Linked DNA regions of Homo sapiens: region 2 is linked to region 1. A link is a contact called in ENCODE Hi-C data. All regions are on one chromosome and are shown on one strand. The core of a region is the stretch at or near the end of the contact, and the rest is flanking DNA. Distances in the headings are between cores, read along the strand shown. Region 1 holds the start of CEP70 (centrosomal protein 70). Region 2 holds the start of PPP2R3A (protein phosphatase 2 regulatory subunit B''alpha).

What was found. A loop is a pair of places that touch in the nucleus more often than their neighbours do. Pooled maps may share reads with other maps.
Region 2: a loop to region 1 is called in a pooled map, with 27 times the contacts of the local background. The contact joins the promoter of PPP2R3A here to the promoter of CEP70 in region 1. A Hi-C loop is called at or near these places in 7 of 50 pooled maps.

The regions. Positions count from the first base shown.
Region 1 is chr3:138,592,585-138,595,770 of GRCh38, forward strand. CEP70 (centrosomal protein 70) reads right to left here and starts at 1,676. Exons shown (of 18, transcript NM_024491.4): 1 at 1,614-1,676. RefSeq lists an enhancer at 1,881-1,940.
Region 2 is chr3:135,963,843-135,967,064 of GRCh38, forward strand. It overlaps PPP2R3A (protein phosphatase 2 regulatory subunit B''alpha), which reads left to right and starts at 1,886. Exons shown (of 14, transcript NM_002718.5): 1 at 1,886-2,007. RefSeq lists an enhancer at 1,460-2,278 and silencers at 1,723-1,952, 2,083-2,362.

The DNA of each region.
Region 1 (3,186 bases), core at 426-2,925:
AGTTGATTTGTACATGGCATAGTAAGCCAAGCATAGAAAAGCAAAAACATAATTGCATCTTCTGGCACTTTCTAGGTTTCCCGAGTCTTTCAGCCAAATTGCCCTTTATAGGTCTGAAGCCCCTTGTAACATGCTCCATATCTTAAAATTTAATTATTTTTTTCACCATTTGGGGTGGGGGAGGGGAGCTGACAATAAACCATGGCCAATAACTGTTCCTTCTCAACTGAATCACACCAAAATCTGTAAGCATCTTCAAAAGTATATACTTCAAATTACTGCAATAAATGAACATGTAACCCTTTCGAAGTCTCTATTCCTTATTAAATGCAAAAGCTCTATTCTAAAAATATTGCAACTTGCTGTTTAATGTTCCTAAGAAAGAGCTGAACTTACCCCAAATAGGAAAGAGTTAAAATGGAATGTCATCTCAACCAAATCATTCTGTCTCAGGAGAGGTGACATGAAGGGGCAGAACCTTGCTTTGAAGCAAAAGCTGTAGGGAAAACTCCAAGTCAGCCACCTCTTCCCCAAAAGGCGGGGCAGGGGAGGCCAGAGTCTACTTGGCAATATTTAAAGTACAAAACTCATGCAGAGGCTTGAAACCAATATGGGTAATGCCTGCACAGAGTTTAATATATTATACATATATTTTTGAGACAGAGTCTCGCTCCGTCACCCAGGCTGGAGTGCAGTGGCGCGATCTCGGCTCACAGCAACCTCCGCCTCCCGAGTTCAAGCGATTCTGCTGCCTCACCCGCCCGAGTAGCTGGGATTACAGGCGCACACCACCATGCCCAGCTAATTTTTGTATTTTTAGTAGAGACGTGGTTTCATCATGTTGGCCAGGGTGGTCTCGAACTCCTGACCTCAGGGGATCCGCCCACCTCGGCCTCCCAAAGTGCTGAGATTACAGGCGTAAGCCACTGCGCCCTGCCTGTTTAATATCATTGATTGAAAAACAAAGTGGCAGTAAAAAAGGAAACTCTGATTGGTCTCTCTGTTACAGGTGACTTAGCCTTCTGGCATTTTTCACCTTGAAAAACTCCTATTAGGCCCTGTATAAAGTCAGAGGTCTCCTGAATCCGGAATGAGGTTAATAAACTGGAGAAAGAGATACTCACCTGTGCTATTCGCCTAACCGCCCCCTTCTGCTCCGAGTCCTCACTCCCCAAACAACCTTCGCGGTTGTTTGACACAAAACTAGCGCTTCAGCCCGGGTCGATTTTGGGGGATGGAGTAATTACCTACAGCTTAAATCGAGTCTGTGCCCGACGTGATTCTAAGCTTTACTCTTACTGCCTCATTTAACCCTCACAACCACCTTGTAAGGCAAGAATTACCAGCTTTAGTATACAAATAAAGAATCGGAGGCGCTGAGACATTAAAGGAGAAGCCAAAGAACACAAAGCCTGGGGAGCTGGGACTGGAGGCAGTTTTGTCCGATCCCCAAACCCTTACGCAGGGATTTTTAATTGGCGCGACCCTGTCCCAGATGGCTCCTCCCCGACAAGGGTCAGTCTGACCACTTTTAGGCCCAGGTGAGGTCAAGTCCGGGGTACTCCGGGAAGGGGCTCACGCCGACGCCTCTGAGAGCCCCGAGAGCCACTCACCTTACTCAGTCGCCGGCCTCCCACCAGCAGCCAGCCGGGCCAGGTTAGGCTGGGATCAGCTACGTCAGGCCCCGCCTCCGCGACCGTTACCACCGCCGGGGGAGGGCGGCCAATCGAGCCCGAGCGCGTCGAGGGCCAGCCCCTCTTTGGCCTGCGAATGCCCCCAAACGATTCTCTCCAGCCTCTCCGGGAAGCTGGGTCCGCCCCGCTCCCTCCGGTTGGCTCACTACGGGGGGCGGGGCTTACCGCAAACGAAGGCGTCGGTGCGATGTGCTGGTCTCGGGCACGCTGGCGCTTCCAACGCACTCCTTGGGTGCCCTGTCACTTACATGGAGGCTTATTTGCCCGGAAGACGTCAGAAATACTTGTGGCCGTGGGTGAAAGTGAAGCCTGGGTTACCTGGCCACCAGAGACTGCCCTCTCTCTCGCCCCCTACCCCGCCGCGACTACGAGCCCTTGCTGGGGTACGGGTCAGCATGTTCTCGATGTTCCAGACCTGAATGACCACTGTAGCAGCTGACATTTGGAGGACCCCAATAAATATTTGTTGACGACAGTTCATCTTCCCATTCAGCATTTTCCACATCTCGACGAAGCGTCAGGCCCTACCTGAGGCTGTAGCTGTCCACCATTGTCATTGTATCTTATAGCCACATGGTGTCGCTGTTGACAACTTGTCTTTTCAAATCAGTCAAATGATGTAGGTCTGTGTTACAGTCAAATGTTGCAACAGACTGTGTTGCAGTCAAATGATGCAGGTCCCACAGTAGCCAACAGGGATGTCCCATCTAGGGCATCAGCCAAGGGTCTCTCATCAGGAGATCCAAGGGCTCTTGGAGCTCAATACTTTCAGACCCTTCTTAGCCTTCTTCCAGGCAGCTGGGACTACACTTAGGTTTGATCTCTGTGTTTGCCCCATGCAAACATGTCCCTACCCCAACCTACGCCTACCCACTGTGCTTTCCATACCTGGATATTCACTCTAACGACGGTTAGCAGATTGCATTTTCAGTTCTCAAAATGCAAATAGTCTCAGTGCTTCCCTTTTCCAAGATAATAGGGTGCCCTTGCATACTCTTCTGAGAATGGCTGCCCTAATTGTAGAGGCCAAACATCTTTGAGTCAGTTATTATTATTTTGGATGCACGTGATATAGAATCTGAGTTAAACTGTCTTCCTAAAAAATAAAGAAGTTGCTTATCTCGCATAACAGAAAGCTCAGAGGCAAGGGAGACTTTGATTAATTCAGTGGCTAAGCAAGTTAACAAGGACCCAGTTGCTATTAGTCTCTGCTTTGTTGTAAAAAAAAAAAAGGGTAGACTTCAAATTCATACTAACGTGATTTTCCAGATGTCTACTTGGAGAAATCAGGACCACATACTTTCTTTTTCATCTAAAACCTTTCCTTCTGGTTTTTTGAGCCAATAAGTTCACACAGGCACACACTCTTCCTCTTTACCAGTAACTGCCTGGGAAATGTACAGACAGCTTAAGCCTGGGTTCCAGAAGTGAAAAGGAGCTATGACAATTGGAATTGGCAATGGTGTCAGTGCTCTTTGAGTCACATGAGTTG
Region 2 (3,222 bases), core at 636-3,135, 2.6 Mb before region 1:
TTTTAGTAGAGATGGGTTTTCACCATGTTTACCAGGCTGGTCTCAAACTCCTGGCCTCAGGTGATCCACCCTCCTTGGCCTCCCAAAGTGCTGGGATTTCAAGCGTGAGCCACCACGCCCAGCCCCTGTATCTTCTTTATTTTATATCATTTGTATTCCTACCACCTAGTACAGTCTGAGTACTCAATACATTGTGGTGAATTGGCAACTCTCTAGCCCCAATTCACCATGGTCCTCATGACAGAGAGACTAACTCTATTGTATTGAATCAAATTTCCAGTCACGTATTGTGTCCTTTATACATTCAAGTTATAATGTGTATAAATGCATGGCAAAAGGGCCAAAGGAGCCCTAATGTAAAAACATTGGCAATAAAACTGTTGAGACAAACCAAGAATCCAGGTTGCCAGGGTCAGCAGTTTTAACATTGTTTTATGGTACATTGTGTACTTTTCCTTCTTACTGATATGCATTGCACTGTGACCTTTGCAGAGTCCTATCCTGCCCTGCATTTTTCACAGAGTTGCTCTCAGTCTCAAATAAGATACCATATGCATGTGAAAGGGCTTTTGAAATGGAAAAGCAGTAGAAAGTTGAAAGTAAAATGGTCTCTTTCTCTCTAGGGCATCAAGGCATCTCACAGAGCACACTTTAGCTACTGGGAGGATTGACCTTGGGTGAAATTTCAGTATGTAAAGCTTGTTTGGGGTTATCTTACATAATTTTTTCTTTCCTTGTGCTATACACACACACACACATATATGTGCATATATGTACAATGCACATATATACACACACACATATGGCACCTAGTATATGCTTGGTGCTATGCTAGGTGCTGGGGAGACAGTGAGAACAACCCAGGTGCCCAGGACCTGTCCTCACAGCCCACCTAATCCTTTTAAGTCTTTACATACCTCCCATCCCCCACCCCCATGCTCCTTACTCATGGTATTCAACCCAACTGATTGACTTATTTATTGTTATTTATATGCTTATATATTTATAGATTTATCATTTTATCAAGATTTTTACGAAGATACTCAATTGGAGGTTCCTAATTCTGGAGAAATTTCCATTTTACAAATATATTCTTGGAGAGGGCATGATTATGGACCTGTCACATTTGAGTACTGTGGCAGTTAGAAGGAGGGCAATTTTGGGAGGCCCTTCCAGGCTATGTCCTTCCAGCTATTAATGAGGTTCTGTTTCAGAGCAGACCATATTACACGGTGTTATTAATAAATCTGGCGAGTGGTTATAAGGGTGTGTGTATCGGAATAATCCATTAAGCTGTACATTGGTTTTATATGGCTGTCTATATTTGTGTTTTATTTAACAGTAACAGTTAACAATAACAGTTAAAAATAAGTATCACTTCTTTTAAAATTCACACAACTTCTTGGGCTGAGTGAAATGTGGCGCAGGTGCAGGACTGTGGGAAGACAGGAGCGCCAGGGAATGTCTGGCCAGCAGCGCGCTGCCCTCAAGGGGCCTCCTTGAAGGCCCCTTGAAGAGGGCAACACAACTAATGACGATAACAATAACAACGATGACAATATTGACGATGACAATAACAGTAATAAATCCGAGCAAGAGACTCGAATCTGTCAAACAGCAGCGACCACCACGAATCGCATCCCCGCGGCGCCGCCATACAGGAGACTGCCCTCGCCGAGGCCACAGCGGCTCTCGCGGCGCCCCTGGAGGCCCCCTTCCTGCCTTGGCCAGAGGGGCGGGGCGTAGGCTGGGGGCGGGGCCGGAGAGTGGGCGGGGCCTGGCGCGTGGGCGGGGCTCCGGGCGGGCCGGCCGCCGAGGGTGGGGCCGAGGAGGAGGAGGAGGAGGAGGAGAAGGAGGTAGGGGCCTGCGGGTGGCTGGGCGGGGCGCGCTCGGGCCTCCGCTCTTCACGCGCCGCATTCGTAGCCCGAGAGTCCGCGCCGCGGGGAGGCTTGGAGGCAAGCGCTGCCCGCGAGCTGAGCCGCCGGAGGAGGAGCCGCGGGCAACGAGGTAGGCAAAGGAACACTGGCCGCACGGCCTGGAGCCTTCAGCTCCCTCGTCCCGGCCCGAGGGGGTGGCGAGGCTCGGGGCGGCGCGCGGAGGCCGGGGCGGGCGGGGCCGGGACCTGGGGGCGGGGACCGGCCTGGCCAGAGGGGCCACACGGAGCTGATTGGGCTGTGGAAGTCGGAATTCCAGTCGGTGCGGTGCGGTGCGGTGCGTTGCCTCGGCGCGGCCGGCCGGTCCCGGGACACGGCACCAGGGAGGTGTGGAAATTGCCTGCCCCAGGGGCGCCCGCGGAGGAGGGTAGGCGGGGGCGGCCTGGGCCCTCCCACTTTTCAGGGCTCCTGGGCCAGTTCGCCCGCACAGCCCTCGGGAACTTGTTAACAGGAAAGCCTGGCAGAGAAACAAATGCCAGCGTTTTGGAAGAACTGAGAGTCACGTCGTTAGGCGCTGAGGCTTTCTTTTCCTTCCCCGCCCCCTGCCCAACCTCGGCCCGACTTGGCCAAAGAAGGATGTGTCACCAGCTCCGGGCCGCGGACGGGATTCCCGGCCCGCCAGGAGCCGGGGTACCTGAAACAAAGGTAAACGGAGGCCGGGCGGCCCCTGGTCCTGCACCGCGGCCGCGCTGGAGCGCCTCGGTGGGTCTCTCCCGCGCCGACCTGGCCGCCGCCGCCGCGGAGGGGCGTTCTCCTGGGGGACCTCTCGATGGAAACCAGCTGGCCGGGCTTGGAGTTGATGTTGCATCCGAACTCTGTTGTGCTCCCGTTATTCCCAGTCCTCCCACTCTGGTAAAGCTTAAGGAAATTTTATCCAGTCTTGGTGGTCAGCAAATGTAGGGGAAGACAAATTATTGTTTGTAAATTATAAGGTATTTTCTAATTAGGAAATGGCCTGAAAACATTAAATTCTTAACACGTAAGCAAAAAAAGAGTAATTCCTTCCAACATCTGAGGAAGTATTCCTCCTCAAATCTTCATTTATGTACAAAACATCCCCCACACCTTTGGTGCCAGGCATTTTTCTTTGTTCTTCCTTAGTCTCAGGCCTTAGTTTCTTGTAAACAGAACCCAGCGCCTAGACCCTAAGAATTGCCATACTAGGTCAGAGCATGGGCGTCCAGTTCAGTAGGCAGCCGGCTTGTGTTGTAGTAAAACTGTTGTTTTTTTTTCTTGGTGGTATGTTAAAAATTATCTCAGTTTCTTTCAGTAGTCCATGAAAGCCTTT